2 separate regions of the Mus musculus genome follow, and region 2 is linked to region 1. A link is a loop called in an ENCODE intact Hi-C map of the cell type or tissue named here. Cell type or tissue: left cerebral cortex. All regions are shown on one strand. Links, peaks and the distances in the headings refer to the core of each region. The heading gives the core; the rest is flanking DNA. Region 1 holds the start of Vmn1r189 (vomeronasal 1 receptor 189). Region 2 holds the start of Vmn1r221 (vomeronasal 1 receptor 221).

The links. A loop is a pair of places that touch in the nucleus more often than their neighbours do. Peaks named below come from ENCODE experiments on the same cell type or tissue, not always from the same donor. Only the 100,000 strongest peaks of a DNase experiment are listed, where the experiment ranks them.
Region 2: it touches region 1 in a loop (4-fold over the local background); 9 of 42 quality-filtered maps call a loop at or near these places.

The regions. Positions count from the first base shown.
Region 1 is chr13:22,100,710-22,109,262 of GRCm38, forward strand. Vmn1r189 (vomeronasal 1 receptor 189) reads right to left here and starts at 1,956. Exons shown (of 1, transcript NM_145844.1): 1 at 1,018-1,956. The coding sequence starts at 1,956. The coding sequence ends at 1,018. In left cerebral cortex, for the core only: no CTCF peak of the experiment used is centred there; no DNase peak of the experiment used is centred there.
Region 2 is chr13:23,209,861-23,218,413 of GRCm38, forward strand. It overlaps Vmn1r221 (vomeronasal 1 receptor 221), which reads left to right and starts at 7,513. Exons shown (of 1, transcript NM_001167542.1): 1 at 7,513-8,451. The coding sequence starts at 7,513. The coding sequence ends at 8,451. In left cerebral cortex, for the core only: no CTCF peak of the experiment used is centred there; no DNase peak of the experiment used is centred there.

The DNA of each region.
Region 1 (8,553 bases), core at 296-8,295:
TTATTTCGATGCTCTTTGGTGATATGTACTATGGTGGTGTGGCTGCACTGTGCTGTGGAGAGCAGCGGGGCAATAACAAAGGGTAGCTGCAAACCAGGCTTGCTCGGCTTCAGTCACACTCATCGAATCAGTTAGTAAAAGACAAATTCAAAATTTTTAATCAACATAGAAACTATAGATGAGATTAGAATAAAACTTTACTGTGTATTCTTTTTACCCCATATAGCCAGTGTTTACTCCTGTAGAGAACTTTCACGAGTATAACATCATCGACATGATCCAGGGCTTTTAAATTCCTGTCTGGTGCACTGGGCTCCTACTGACTTAATTCACAGTACATATCATTCTTTCATAGTTACATAAAATATTTTCTGTGGTTAGATACTTACAGACACATTGAAGTTTTCCAAGTTATCCCTGTGGCACTAATCTTTAGAAAGCATACCTTCAAGTTCAGGAAATGGAATTTCTTGAACTAACATGATAGAATCACTATGAATTTTGATAGAATTCACAAAATCCATCAGCATTCTTTCATTCACTGTCATAGTAAAACCTAAGTAAAGTAAACCCTAATTAAAGACATTTTTTCAGTGTTGGAGAGATGGCTCAGCACTTAGGAGCATTGTCTGGTGTTCCAGAGAAGCCAGGTTTAATTTCTACCAACCATGCATTGGATCAGAACAATCTGTGTAACTTCAGTCAATCACTGGATGTCCAGGATCTACAGGCAGAGGGCATGCACATTTTGCATAGTTATAAATGCAGGCAAATACACACACACACACACACACACACAGAAAATTAATGCAAACATAGAAAAGTTTAAAAAAAATCTCTTCAAGAGTGGCAAATGGAGAATGAGATTTCTATATCACTTTAATTTGCTAAGATTTTTCTCTCTCAGCTAAGCTCAAGGCTTTGAGTCACACATGACTGAGGATAACCACATGCTTAAACTGCTTTGTGTAATTTTGTCTTACACACATTATTGAAGAACTGAGATTTCTTTGACAGTTATTGAACATATAAATGAGAGAGACATTTTCTCAATTTCTCCATCTGAGCATGCCAACATTCAACTAGAAGCCCGTCCTTGTGAATCAGCACCAGGGGGCTAAAAGTTGCATAACCAAGGGTCAGAAATTCTAGAGTATTTGCCACCAATGTATTGTCCCTTGAAGAGAGACTTAAAATTATAGAAAAGGCACAATCTGTCCAGTAGAAGAAAAGAAAACAGAGCATCAGAAGGAGGACACTTTGAGCAGCTCTCAGCTCAGGGGGAGTTCTGTAGAGAAGCTTGGAGTTCTGAAGGTAGAGGACATGCTGGTGGTGCTTGTGGAGAAGAAATACCATGTAGCCACTGGCCCCTCCCATGGCACCCTGAAACACTGCATCTCTCAGGACCATGAGAGGGAGAACAATCCCTTTTATTTCCTGACTTTCTTGCATAAAATAGCAATAGTTGTCACTATTCTTAAGCTGTGATATATTAAAACCTGTACCTGTGATGGAATGGATTAGGCTCATACTTATTAAACCATTGAGTATCCAAAAGAATGAGAAGAATGGAAGGATGTGCCTTGCAGACTTTGGCCTGAGCCTCCTCCACCCAGATGCTCTGGGACTGATGATGATGGCCTGGACCACAGTGAGGAGACTTCTGGTGCAGATGGAGAGGCCCCGGGCCACCCTTGTCAAGTAAACAATTATCTTACAGCCTATGTCATCCAGGAAGTTTCTCAAACCAAAAGCTGCTACTGTCTTTGGCAGTCCTTTTGTAAGAAGGATTATGATGTTTGTAAAAGCCAAGTGGATGAGAATAACGTGTATGGGTTTCTTCTCAGGGCTTCCCCACCAACTGAACATATAATTCGCAGAAACAGACATATTCCCCAGAGTGCCAACCACAGTCATAAAGAGAAAAATTATTTTATTAATATACTTCAGAACCATTTCTTCCTTTCTAGGTAGAAAAAGTCACATCCAGTATGCAAAGACGTTTTGAAAAAAGCCCCAGTAATCCTAGACATGGATCTGAGCAGCACATTTTGCAATAGCATTTTCTGGAATTCATGAAGCAGCCATGGACACAAGTAATATTGCAGACTAGGTCCCTGAATCTTTTTTTTTTTCCTGTACCCTCTAGGTTATTTTATGTGCACTGACAGGCGAGGTTGGTAACTGGTATTCAAAGCTAAAATTTAAAGGAAATTATTTTTAAGCCTTACTCTAGCAAAACTGACTTGCTTAAGTTCCAGTGTGTGTGTGTGTGTCTGCTCATTCATGTATTATCCTTGTTTACCTCTCACCATAGTTGAATTTAATCACAAGTTCCTATAACCAAAAATTCCTCCTCTGATTCTCATTCCATTCCTTTATATTCCCCCACCCAATTCCTAAATTCTGAGGCTCATGGTGACCCTGTCCTCCTTCCCCACATCACACACAGACACTGGGAAACTCTGTTGATCAACATGTGCAGCATCTCTCCCACTTAGTAACTTTACCTTCTAAGTCTATTCTCCTCTGTTTGATATTCCTTTCTTATCTGATTCTTGAATAGTACAACAATTTCTGGAATTACATTTGACACCAAAGCTTTATAACTTCAATTTCTACATCTTAGCATATTGTTTTCCTATTGACCATTTTGCAATTTCACTCTGTATGAATGTTCGCTAGATATTTTTAAAGATAGTCCTAGGTACCAAGTCAAACTGTGTAGCCTTTCCAGATAAAGTCCCACAGTTAAAGCTGAATCACCAAAAGATGTCCTGAAAAAAACCTCTTGTGTGAAAAATTCACATAACCACCAGGTTGCAGCCAGGGACACTGCCCTGTAGAACCCTGGAATGCTTCCTAGGAGAGTGGGTAGCAGGGGGCTGTAATCCCATTGGATGACTCAGAGCATCTGTGACCCCAAGAAGGGACCTCAGCACATCTAAGGGTGCATGGGGCAGCCATGGAACTGTAGACCAACTTAGCCATGGACCAATTGTTGCTGATGAGGGGAATGGAAGAAGGGGATTAATGATCTGTTAGCTGTTGCCCTGAGATGAGTGAAGTTTTTGAGCTATATGTTCTCAATATAGCTGCATGCAGGAGCATACAGTAGGTTGGGGCCACTGTTGTGAGCAGGGACTCTCCCATCTAAGAGGTCATGGTGGCATTTGCCTTTGTGGGGCCTTTTGAGCAGCAGTTATGTCAGCTTGCTTTACAGCCTACTTCTCCTCCTGTTTCTTTTTCAGCCTGTTTGTCAGGCAGGATGCTTTGTTCTACATGAGTCTGAGCTGAGCCCAGGTCTTAGACCTCAGTAGGATGTTATTATGTACATTCAGGAGCTCCATTCTCATTTCTCTGGGATTTGTGATAAGCTCTGGGTACATTTTCTAGAATAAAAGGAATCTGGATGCTGCAGTGTCTCTCTGGGTTTGCGTGTTATTAGTACTTCGAATGCCTCTGTTCCCTACTCTCTTTCTTGCTAAACTCACAGGATTGTCTTAAATGCCCTTATCCTTCTGATCTCATATAGGACCTGTAGGAACCTAGTTTTGTTGCCAGATTTGTTCCAGGTGGCTTCATTACTTTAGAAATGTCAGTTATTACCTTTCAACTGCCTTATGACAAATCGATAATTGCTGCCTATATCAGAGAATCTTATAAATTACAATACCATCCTGACTATCTGCATATAATGAAGTATACTCCAGACATTAATAGAAAGCACATTAGCATTCGTTATTGTCTTTAGAATAAATGTTAACTGTTCATTCAAAGAGTGGAATCTGTAAAAATTGCTGCAATCAATAACTCCAAGTCCTGGTGGAAAATATTAACATTTTTTTTTCTGTTTAATGCTAGCTTTCCTGTAGATCCTCCATTTCAAGTCCACTATTCCTGTTTCCAAACTTTGAATCACACATGAGACCAGCCTCTGGCACTTCTAGTAAGTGACTTCTACTGAAGTGGACGGTCAGAGGAGAGAGGTGACTTATCTCTTACATTATTTGGTAAATGTTAAAGGAGATTAATTTAAAAGACAGGATGGATTTGATTTTTATATAGATGGATGTTCCCATGAGTTCAGCTCCCAAGAGCCTGAGGTATATAATCTACCTCATTCATCCTGATTTTCTAAAAGCAAGCCAGCAAGCATTGTTGCTCTTTGCTGCTTAGTTCTGGGATAAAGTTAAGATGAGCTGTTTCAAGGATATGCAAGTTCACAGCCTGGATCCTTATAGCAGGAATTCTCAAGATGGTCTTGATAACTGCTACACTTTGTGGTTTATAGTTCTCTACACGCACCAGGCGTAGAAGGACTGAAGTTGAGATAAGTATTTGTAATATTAGGTGACAGAATCTAGAAACTATAAGGATGAATCCATAAGAAAAACCTTTATAATGGGGAGATATAAAGCTATTGTGAGAGAAAACATGTGCCCATCCTTGAAAAGTGGAAATGCATCCGAAGTGAAAAGTACAACCTTTACAAACACCAGTGAGTCTGCTGGAGTCACCATGCTGGCAAACATGGAAGCTAAAAATTTTATATTTGTATGTTTTCTTGTGATTTTTGAGCCTCCCCATGTAAACAATTGAAAAATGATTATCTTGCCTCTGTCTCTCTAGTACTCTTGTTACTGCAGTGTTTCTTTATTGTCTCAAATTTTGGATAGATATTGGAAAATCTCTATCTCACTGATTCCTTAGGAACAACGAACAAATAAATAAACAAACACACAAAAAACAAATAAGACACCTCGGACAATGACCCTCAGAGCTCTGTCATGATTCCAGCCTGAGGACAGACAGCAAAGCCTCAGCATTACTGTCCCATCTCTGTATCTCCAGGAACGACTGTCCTCTGATCTTTCTGGACTGAAGGACCAGCCTTGTGGGGTCAAAAGGAATGTGGAGGACCCAAGGCTCATGGAGCCTTTCAATTCCTCTCTGTCTTAGTCAGAGAGAGACTTCAGCTTTCATGGCACAGCTGAGGGCATCTAAGATCTTACCTTCACGTACTCACCTGGACTTCTGTGGTGCAGACAGGCTCTGGAGCAGCTCTGGGAAGGTGACACTTGCCAGGTCATATTTGTGCTGTCTGGATCTGTGGGGCTCTTGGCTGCTATTAGGTACTGCAAAGTTTAGGTTTCATATTGTCACAGTGTCAGGGGAAAGGAAGGTCACTTCAGGGCCTGAGTCCCTGAGGTATAGCTTCCCTCTCTCCAACAGTTACAGAATCTGTTTTGCTCAGAAGTTATTTCCACCTTAATTAGTGTTTAATTATTTTGAGAGGAAGGATGTGAGGTGGGAAAATGAACAAGTAACCAACTGATCTTCCCATATCTCCAGAGGACTTCCTGTATACTCACTCAGGCCCTGTGCTTGCTGGTTCAGTCTCCGTTAGCCTTGAGTCAGAGGGCCATGTTCCACTGGTGTTCTCCATCCACTCTGGCTCTTACTATATTTCTGCTTCCTCTTCCAAAAGATCCCCTATACGATGAGGGAAGGGATTTGATGGAGACCGCCCAGATGAACTCCTTTTCTGCCTAATCCCTGCCTGCGTGTCTCTGCTTGTGCTCTATGTGTGTTTGGAGAAAGCCCAAAGATGACTGGATAACATACTGATCTATGAGTATAGAAGGATATCATTAGGGCGTGGAGGGCCTTTTGGGTTGCCACTTGGTGGGAGTCTGACATTGGCCAAAAACAAAGGAATGGGCTTCAGGTAGGAATCTGACATTGGGCATGACAAGGATGTAAGCTCAGGCAGGAAACTGTCATTATGGCATGATAAGGAAGTAAGTTTCAGCAAGAATCTAACTTTAGGCTATAATCAGAAAGTAGGGTAAGGCAGGAATTTTAATCGTAGGGTGAAACAAAAGATGTAGGCTTTAGGCAATTTGGGATTTGGACTGGGCAGTGGGCTCAAGTATTTTGGACATTATGACAAGCCCTCTCAAACAACTGTCATGGCATTAATCATAGAACTTTGCTTACTGCTTGCCCTTAATACTTGCATCTAATAAAAATGGTATAAAAAGTGGATTGGGAAACTAAATTTGCCTTCAGTCTCAGAATGGACTGAGGTCTTGCTACAGTGTTGTCTTGCTGTCTTTTTTCTTTTTAATCCTCACTCCCGCACTGGAGAACCTGTTGACTGACTGAGCGGGCTTGGTCATTAGGGGTCATTTTATTGATACTTGTTTTTCTTAATTTTTTTTTTAAATTTTATTTTATGTATGAGTACACTGTTGCTGTCTTTACACACACCAGAAGAGGGCATCAGGTGCCATTACAGATGGTTGTGAGCCACCATGTGGTTGCTGGGAATTGAACTTAGGACCTCTGGGAGAGCAGTCAGTGCTCTTAACCACCGAGCCATCTTTCCAGCCCCCCCCACCCCCTTTTTAAAAAAGACCAGCAGTGTTTGGTTTTATCCTAGATCTGTGGGCTGTCTAATCTCTGGTTCTTGGTTACCCAAGCAGTGTTGAGTATGGGCACCTTCTTGTGGAGTGGGGCTCTAAGTAAAACCAGACATTGGTTGGCTGATCCCATAAGTTCTGTGCCACTATTGTCATGGCATATTTTCTGGCAGGACAGATTGTAGGTCAATGGTTTTGTGGCTGGGTCAGTGTCTACATTTCTCTTTCTAAAGCCTGTAAGAGTATCTTTCTACACCAAGGAGTTTAAAATGTTGAGGTTAAGGCTCCATGTAGTCACCAAGTCAATGTGTTCATGTTGAATGAATTGTGTGGATGTTGTCCACAGCAATGGAGCCCTGATGTCAGTTTGCAGAGAGCAACCCTTTGTTTTTTGGATTTTTATGGGACGCCCTTTCATTTATTTACTGTTGGTCTACATGCCTGTTTTGGGTGTCCTATTCAGAAAGCCCTTCCATTTGCCAATAAGTTCAATCCTATTTCATAAATTCTCTTCTGTCAGAACCTAATATTGGGTCTAACATTGATCCACTTAGAGTTGACTTTTGTGCTGGGTGATAAATATGGTTCTATTTTCATCCTTGTACATGCTTCTACATTCTTTCATCTTTCTCCATGTGTACTTATACAATTTGGCCAATATCATTTTTTGAAGATGTGGTCCTTTCTCCAGTTTGTATTTTTGGCATTTTGGTAAAAATCAGTTGTCTATTAATGGGTGGACTTATATCTGAGGTTTTAATTTAATTCTTTTATTATTTATTTATTTATTATTTTTAATTTTTTCAATATTTTATTAGATATTTTCTTCATATACATTTCAAATGCTATCCCGAAAGTCCCCTATACCCTCCCCGCTCCCCCCATGCTCCCCTACCCACTCACTCCCACTTCTTGGCCCTGGCGTTCCCCTGCACTGGGGCATATAAAGTTTGCAAGACCAAGGGACCTTTCTTCCCAATGATGGCTGACTAGGCCATCTTCTGCTACATATGCAGCTAGAGACACGAGCTCTGGAGGGTACTGGTTAGTTCATATTGTTGTTGCACCTATAGGGTTGCAGAGCCCTTCAGCTCCTTGGGTACTTTTTCTAGCTCTTCCGTTGGGGGCCTTGTGTTCCATCCAATAGATGACTGTGAGCATCCACTTCTGTATTTGCCAGGCACTGGCATAGCCTCACAAGAGACAGCTATATCAGTTTGGGAAACTTTTAAGGAGCACTTCTGTTTCCTTAGGGTTATAGGCCTATTTAAATTGTTTACCTGATCTTGATTAGCTTTGATAAGTGTTATCTAGCAGGAAATTTGCCCATTTTGATTAGATTTTTCAATATTGTTGAGTATAGGTTTTTGAAGTAAGGCCTAATGATTATTTGGATTTCCTCAGTGTCTGTTGTTATGTCTCCCTCTCAGTTCTGATTTTTGTTAATTTGGATAGTCTTACTCTTTCTTTTGGTTAGTTTGGCTAAGAGTTTCTCTATCTTGTTGATTTTCTCACACAGCCAACTCTTGGTTTTGTTGATTCTTTCATTGTTCTTTGTTTCTAATTTATTGATTTTTATCCCTGACTTGGATTCTTTCCAGCCATCTACTCCTCTTGGGTGTCTTTACTTCTTTTTTGTTACAGAGCTTTCAGATGTGCTGCTAAATTCCTAGTATAAGATCTCTCTAATTTCTTTATGAAGGCACTTAGTACTTTGAACTTTCCTTTTAGTAGTGCTTTCATTGTGCTTCATAAGTTTGTGTATGCTGTGTATTGAATTCTAGAAAGGCTTTAATTTCTTTATTTCTTTTCTGACCCAGTGATTATTGAGGAGAGAGTTGTTCAGTTTCCATAAGTTTGTAGGCTTTTTCTGTTGTTTCTGTTGTTGTTGAAGCCCAGCTTTAATCCATAATGGTTTGATAAGATATAGGAGGTTATTTCAATTTTTTTTGTATCTGTCAAGGCTTGCTTTGTTATTGTGTATATGGTCAATTTTGGAGAACGTTCTGTGAAGTGCTGGGAAGGTGTATTCTTTTCTGTTTGGGAGAAATGTTTTGTAGGTACCTGTTAGGTCTATTTAAGTTATAAAATCTGTTAATTCCATTATTTCTCTGTTTATGTTTAG
Region 2 (8,553 bases), core at 229-8,228, 1.1 Mb after region 1:
ATAAACATTACATTAGAGTAAAGAGCTAGAAAAAGATTTTCCAAGCAAATTGTCCCAAGAATCAAGCTGGAGTAGACATTCTAATATCTAATAAAATAGACTTCCAACTAAAATTAGTCAAAAGATATGGAGAAGTATCAGAGATGGTTTTGTACACTGTACATTGAGATGTTTATTTCTGTGCCCAGACGTATAGTTGTAGTCTGGACCATGGCAGGGTCATCCATCTCTAGTCTCAATGTTATATAAAACTTGTTTTTCATCACACTGATTGGCTAGTAAAGAGCTGATCTGCCAATTATCTGGGAAGAAGGGAATAGGGCAGGATCCCAGAGTAAGAATCCTAAGGATAGAGGAAACCAGAGAGAAAAGAGGACCAGGGGGAGAGGAAGGTATTGACAATTCATATAGAGAGAACAAGAGGATTCACCATAAGGTCAAGGTGAGAGAGCAGACATGGAGACACACATAGCCACAGCAAACCAGGGCAAGATCAGATGACAAGTAATGGGGCATTTGACTGGGTATTAGCAGCCTAATTAGATTAGAATATCTCAGAACCTATCCAGCTTAGGCTTGCAGCTTGTTCATAAAAATGCCAGGTCTCTGTATCTGTATTCAGAGCTAAAAATGGCTAGAGCAGACATATAAATGCTCTGCAGTCATTTGGAAACAAAAGGGGAATTAGAAACCATCCCCTAAAGAATTACATTTGCAAAAGTATACTTCATGCTCATCAAAGGAAAAGTCCACTTCATCTCAATTCTGGCATCTATGACATCTCAATTCTGAATATCTATGTGCCAAATGCAAAGGGCACCCACATTTGTGGAAAAAAATTACTAAAGCTTAAATCTCACATGGAACCCCAAACATTAATAGTGGGAGACTTCAACAACCCACTCACCAATGAAAAAGTCATCTAAACATAAACAGAGAAATAATGGAACTAACAGATTTTATAACTTAAATAGGCCTATCAGGTACCTACAAAACATTTCTCCCAAACAGAAAAGAATACACCTTCTCAGCACTTCACAGAACGTTCTCCAAAATTGACCATATACACAATAACAAAGCAAGCCTTGACAGATACAAAAAAAAACAATTGAAATAACCCTCCTATAACTTATCAAACCATTATGGATTAAAGCTGGGCTTCAACAACAACAGAGACAACAGAAAAAGCCTACAAACTTATGGAAACTGAACAACTCTCTCCTCCATAATCACTGGGTCAGAAAAGAAATAAAGAAATTAAAGCCTTTCTAGAATTCAATACACAGCATACACAAACTTTTGAAGCACAATGAAAGCACTACTAAAAGGAAAGTTCAAAGTACTAAGTGCCTTCATAAAGAAATTAGAGAGATCTTATACTAGGAATTTAGCAGCACATCTGAAAGCTCTGTAACAAAAAAGAAGTAAAGACACCCAAGAGGAGTAGATGGCTGGAAAGAATCCAAGTCAAGGATGAAATCAATAAATTAGAAACAAAGAAAACTGAAAGAATCAAAACCAAGAGTTGGCTGTGTGAGAAAATCAACAAGATAGAGAAACTCTTAGCCAAACTAACCAAAAGAAAGAGTGAGACTATCCAAATTAACAAAAATCAGAACTGAGAAGGAGACATAACAACAGACACTGAGGAAATCCAAATAATCATTAGGCCTTACTTCAAAAACCTGTATTCAACAATATTGAAAAATCTAAAAAAAATGGGCAAATTTCCTGCTAGATAACACTTATCAAAGCTAATCAAGATCAGGTAAACAATTTAAATAGGCCTATAACCCTAAGGAAACAGAAGTGCTCCTTAAAAGTTTCCCAAACTGATATAGCTGTCTCTTGTGAGGCTATGCCAGTGCCTGGCAAATACAGAAGTGGATGCTCACAGTCATCTATTGGATGGAACACAGGGCCCCCAACGGAAGAGCTAGAGAAAGTACCCAAGGAGCTGAAGGGGTCTGGAACCCTATAGGTGCAACAACAATATGAACTAACCAGTACCCTCCAGAGCTCATGTCTCTAGCTACATATGTAGCAGAAGATGGCCTAGTCAGCCGTCATTGGGAAGAAAGATCCCTTGGTCTTGCAAACTTTATATGCCCCAGTGCAGGGGAACGCCAGGGCCAAGAAGTGGGAGTGAGTGGGTAGGGGAGCACAGGGGGACAGGGGAGGGTATAAGGGACTTTTGGGATAGCATTTGAAATGTAAATGAAGAAAATATCTAATAAAATATTGAAAATTTTAAAAATAATAAATAAGTAAATAATAAAAGAATTAAATTAAAACCTCAGATATAAGTCCACCCATTAATAGACAACTGATTTTTGCCAAAATGCCAAAAATACAAACTGGAAAAAAGACCACATCTTCAAAAAATGATATTGGCCAAACTGTTTAAGTACACATGGAGAAAGATGAAAGAATGTAGAAGCATGTAGAAGGATGAAAATAGAATCATATTTATCACCCAGCACAAGTCAACTCTAAGTGGATCAACGTTAGACCCAGTATTAGGTTCTGACAGAAGAGAATTTATGAGATAGGATTGAACTTATTGGCAAATGGAAGGGCTTTCTGAATAGGACACCCAAAACAGGCATTTAGACCAACAGTAAATAAATGAAAGGGCTCCAAAAATCCAAAAAACAGAGGGTTGCTCTCTGCAAACTGACATCAGGGCTCCATTGCTGTGGACAACATCCACACAATTCATTGAACATGAACACATTGACTTGGTGACTACATGGAGCCTTAACCTCTACATTTTAAACTCTTTGGTGTAGAAAGATACTCTTACAGGCTTTAGAAAGAGAAATGTGGACACTGATTCAGTCACAAAACCATTGACCTACAATCTGTCCTGCCAGAAAATATGCCATGACAATAGTGGCACAGAACTTATGGGATCAGCCAACCAATGTCTGGTTTTACTTAGAGCCCTGCTCCACAAGAAGGTGCCCATACTCAACACTGCTTCGGTAACCAAGAACCTGAGATTAGACAGCCCACAGATTTAGGGTAAAACCAAACACTGCTGGTCTTTTTAAAAGGGGGAGGGTGGGATGGAAAGATGGCTCAGTAGTTAAGAGCACTGATTGCTCTCCCAGAGGTCCTGAGTTCAATTCCCAGCAACCACATGGTGGCTCACAACCATCTGTAATGGGACCTGATGCCCTCTTCTGGTGTGTGTAAAGACAGCAACAGTATACTCATACATAAAATAAAATTTAAAAAAAAAAATTAAGAAAAAAAGTATCAATAAAATGACCCCTAATGGCCAAGGCCGCTCAGTCAGTCAACAGGTTCTTCAGTGCAGGAGTGAGGATTAAAAAGAAAAAAGACAGCGAGACAACACTGTAGCAAGACCTCAGTCCATTCTGAGACTGAAGGCAAACTTAGTTTTCCCAATCCATTTTTATACCATTTTTATTAGATGCAAGTATTAAGGGCAAGCAGTAAGCAAAGTTCTATGATTAATGCCATGACAGTTGTTTGAGAGGGCTTGTCATAATGTCCAAAATACTTGAGCCCACTGCCCAGTCCAAATCCCAAATTGCCTAAAGCCTACATCTTTTGTTTCACCCTAAGATTAAAATTCCTGCCTTACCCTACTTTCTGATTATAGCCTAAAGTTAGATTCTTGCTGAAACTTACTTCCTTATCATGCCATAATGACAGTTTCCTGCCTGAGCTTACATCCTTGTCATGCCCAATGTCAGATTCCTGCCTGAAGCCCATTCCTTTGTTTTTGGCCAATGTCAGACTCCCACCAAGTGGCAACCCAAAAGGCCCTCCACGCCCTAATGATATCCTTCTATACTCATAGATCAGTATGTTATCCACTCATCTTTGGGCTTTCTCCAAACACAGATAGAGCACAAGCAGAGACACACAGGCAGGGATTAGGCAGAAAAGGAGTTCATCTGGGCGGTCTCCATCAAATCCCTTCCCTCATCGTATAGGGGATCTTTTGGAAGAGGAAGCAGAAATATTGTAAGAGCCAGAGTGGATGGAGAACACCAGTGGAACATGGCCCTCTGACTCAAGGCTAACGGAGACTGAACCAGCAAGCACAGGGCCTGAGTGAGTATACAGGAAGTCCTCTGGAGATATGGGAAGATCAGTTGGTTACTTGTTCATTTTCCCACCTCACATCCTTCCTCTCAAAATAATTAAACACTAATTAAGGTGGAAATAACTTCTGAGCAAAACAGATTCTGTAACTGTTGGAGAGAGGGAAGCTATACCTCAGGGACTCGGGCCCTGAAGTGACCTTCCTTTCCCCTGACATTGTGACAATATGAAACCTAAACTTTGCAGTACCTAATGACAGCCAAGAGCCCCACAGATCCAGACAGAACAAATATGACCTGGCAAGTGTCACCTTCCCAGAGCTGCTCCAGAGCCTGTCTGCACCACAGAAGTCCAGGTGAGTACGTGAAGGTAAGATCTTAGATGCCCTCAGCTGTGCCATGAAAGCTGAAGTCTCTCTCTGACTAAGACAGAGAGGAATTGAAAGGCTCCATGAGCCTTGGGTCCTCCACATTCCTTTTGACCCCACAAGGCTGGTCCTTCAGTCCAGAAAGATCAGAGGACAGTCGTTCCTGGAGATACAGAGATGGGACAGTAATGCTGAGGCTTTGCTGTCTGTCCTCAGGCTGGAATCATGACAGAGCTCTGAGGGTCATTGTCCGAGGTGTCTTATTTGTTTTTTGTGTGTTTGTTTATTTATTTGTTCGTTGTTCCTAAGGAATCAGTGAGATAGAGATTTTCCAATATCTATCCAAAATTTGAGACAATAAAGAAACACTGCAGTAACAAGAGTACTAGAGAGACAGAGGCAAGATAATCATTTTTCAATTGTTTACATGGGGAGGCTCAAAAATCACAAGAAAACATACAAATATAAAATTTTTAGCTTCCTTGTTTGCCAGCATGGTGACTCTAGCAGACTCACTGGTGTTTGTACAAGTTGTACTTTTCACTTCGGATGCATTTCCACTTTTCAAGGATGGGCACATGTTTTCTCTCACAATAGCTTTATAACTCCCTGTTATAAAGGTTTTTCTTATGGATTCATCCTTATAGTTTCTAGATTCTGTCCCCTAATATTACAAATACTTATCTCAACTTCAGTCCTTGTACACTTGGTGTGTGTAGAGAACTATAAACCACAAAGTGTAGCAGTTATCAAGACCATCTTGAGAATTCCTGCTATAAGGATCCAGGCTGTGAACTTGCATATCCTTGAAACAGCTCATCTTAACTTTATCCCAGAACTAAGCAGCAAAGAGCAACAATGCTTGCTGGCTTGCTTTAAGAAAATCAGGATGAATGATGTAGATTATATACCTCAGGCTCTTGGGAGCTGAACTCATGGGAACATCCATCTATCTAAAAACAAATCCATCCTGTCTTTTAAATTAATTTCCTCTAACATTTACCAAATAATGTAAGAGATAAGTCACCTCTCTCCTCTGACCGTCCACTTCAGTAGAAGTCACTTACTAGAAGTGCCAGAGGCTGGTCTCATGTGTGATTCAAAGTTTGGAAACAGGAATAGTGGACTTGAAATGGAGGATCTCCAGGAAAACTAGCATTAAACAGAAAAAAATGTTAATATTTTCCACCAGGACTTGGAGTTATTGATCGCAGCAATATTTACAGATTCCACTCTTTGAATGAACAGTTAACGTTTATTCTAAAGACAGTAATGAATGCTAATGTGCTTTCTATTAACGTCTGGAGTATACTTCATTATATGCAGATAGTCAGGATGGTATTGTAATTTATAAGATTCTCTGATATAGGCAGCAATTATCGATTTGTCATAAGGCAGTTGAAAGGTAATAACTGACATTTCTAAAGTAATGAAGCCACCTGGAACAAATCTGGCAACAAGGCTAGGTTGCTACAGGTCCTATATGAGATCAGAAGGATAAAGACATTTAAGGCAATCCTGTGAGTTTAGCAAGAAGGAGAGTAGGGAACAGAGGCATTCGAAGTACTAATAACACACAAAATCAGAGAGACACTGAAGCATCCAGATTCCTTTTATTCTAGAAAATGTACCCAGAGCTTATCACGAATCCCAGAGAAATGAGAATGGAGCTCCTGAATGTACATAATAACATCCTACTGAGGTCTAAGACCTGGGCTCAGCTCAGACTCATGTAGAACAAAGCATCCAGCCTGACAAACAGGCTGGAAAAGAAACAGGAGGAGAAGCAGGCAGTAAAGCAAGCTGACACAACTGCTGCTCACAAGGCTCCACAAAGGAAAATGCCACCATGACTTCTTAGATGGGAGAGTCCCTGCTCACAACAGTGGCCCCAACCTACTGTATGCTCCTGCATGCAGCTATATTGAGAATACATAGCTCAAAAGCTTCACTCATCTCAGGGCAACAGCTAACAGATCATTAATCCCCTTCTTCCATTCCCCTCATCAGCAACAATTGGTCCATGGCTAAGTTGGTCTACAGTTCCATGGTTGCCCCATGCACCCTTAGATGTGCTGAGGTCCCTTCTTGGGGTCACAGATGCTCTGAGCCATCCAATGGGATCACAGCCCCCTGCTACCCACTCTCCTAGGAAGCATTCCAGGGTTCTACAGGGCAGTGTCCCTGGCTGCAACCTGGTGGTTATGTGAATTTTTCACACAAGAGGTTTTTTTCAGGACATCTTTTGGTGATTCAGCTTTAACTGTGGGACTTTATCTGGAAAGGCTACACAGTTTGACTTGGTACCTAGGACTATCTTTAAAAATATCTAGTGAACATTCATACAGAGTGAAATCACAAAATGGTCAATATGAAAACAATATATTAAGATGTAGAAATTGAAGTTATAAAGCTTTGGTGTCAAATGTAATTCCAGAAATTGTTGTACTATTCAAGAATCAGATAAGAAAGGAATATCAAACAGAGGAAAATAGACTTAGAAGGTAAAGTTACTAAGTGGGAGAGTTGCTGTACATGTTGATCAACAGAGTTTCCCAGTGTCTGTGTGTGATGTGGGGAAGGAGGACAGGGTCAGCATGAGCCTTGGAATTTAGGAATTGGGTGGGGGAATATAAAGGAATGGAATGAGAATCAGAGGAGGAATTTTTGGTTATAGGAAAGGGATTAAATTCAACTATGGTGAGAGGTAACAAGGATAATACATGAATGAGCGCACACACACAAACACACACACACACTGGAACTTAAGCAAGTCAGTTTTGCTAGAGTAAAGCTTAAAAATAATCTCCTTTAAATTTTAGCTTTGAATACCAGTTACCAACCTCACCTGTCAGTGCACATAAAATAACCCAGAGGATACAGGAAAAAAAAAAGTTTCAGGGACCTAGTCTGCAATATTACTTGTGTCCATGGCTGATTCATGAATTCCAGAAAATGCTATTGCAAAATGTGCTGCTCAGATCCATGTCTAGGATTACTGGGGCTTTTTTCAAAACGTCTTTGCATACTGGATGTGACTTTTTCTACCTAGAAAGGAAGAAATGGTTCTGAAGTATATTAATAAAATAATTTTTCTCTTTATGACTGTGGTTGGCAGTCTGGGGAATATGTCTGTTTCTGCGAATTATATGTTCAGTTGGTGGGGAAGCCCTGAGAAGAAACCCATACACGTTATTCTCATCCACTTGGCTTTTACAAACATCCTAATCCTTCTTACAAAAGGACTGCCAAAGACAGTAGCAGCTTTTGGTTTGAGAAACTTCCTGGATGACATAGGCTGTAAGATCATTGTTTACCTGGAGAGGGTGGCCCGGGGCCTCTCCATCTGCACCAGCAGTCTCCTCACTGTGGTCCAGGCCATCATCATCAGTCCCAGAGCATCTGGGTGGAGGAAGCTCAAGCCAAAGTCTGCATGGCACATCCTTCCATTCTTGCTATTCTTTTGGATACTCAATGGTTTAATAAGTATGAACCTAATCCATTCCATCACAAGTACAGGTCTGAATATGTCACAGCTTAGCAACAGCAAAAACTATTGCTATTTTATGCAAGAAAGTCAGGAAATAAAATGGATTGTTCTCCCTCTCATGGTCCTGAGAGATGCAGTGTTTCAGGGTGCTATGGGAGGGGCCAGTGGCTACATGGTATTTCTTCTCCACAAGCACCACCAGCATGTTCTCTACATTCAGAACTCCAAGCTTCTCTACAGAACTCCCCCTGAGCTGAGAGCTGCTCAAAGTGTCCTCCTTCTGATGCTCTGCTTTGTTTTCTTCTACTGGACAGATTGTGCCTTTTCTATAATTTTAAGTCTCTCTTCAAGGGACAATACATTGATGGCAAATACTCTAGAATTTGTGACCCTTGGTTATGCAACTTTTAGCCCCCTGGTGCTGATTCACAGGGATAGAATTCTGGTTGAATGTTGGTATGTTCAGATGGAGAAATTGAGAAAATGTCTCTCTCATTTATATGTTCAATAAGTGTCAAAGAAGTCTCAGTTCTTCAATAATGTGTGTAAGACAAAATTACACAAAGCAGTTTAAGCATGTGGTTATCCTCAGTCATGTGTGACTCAAAGCCTT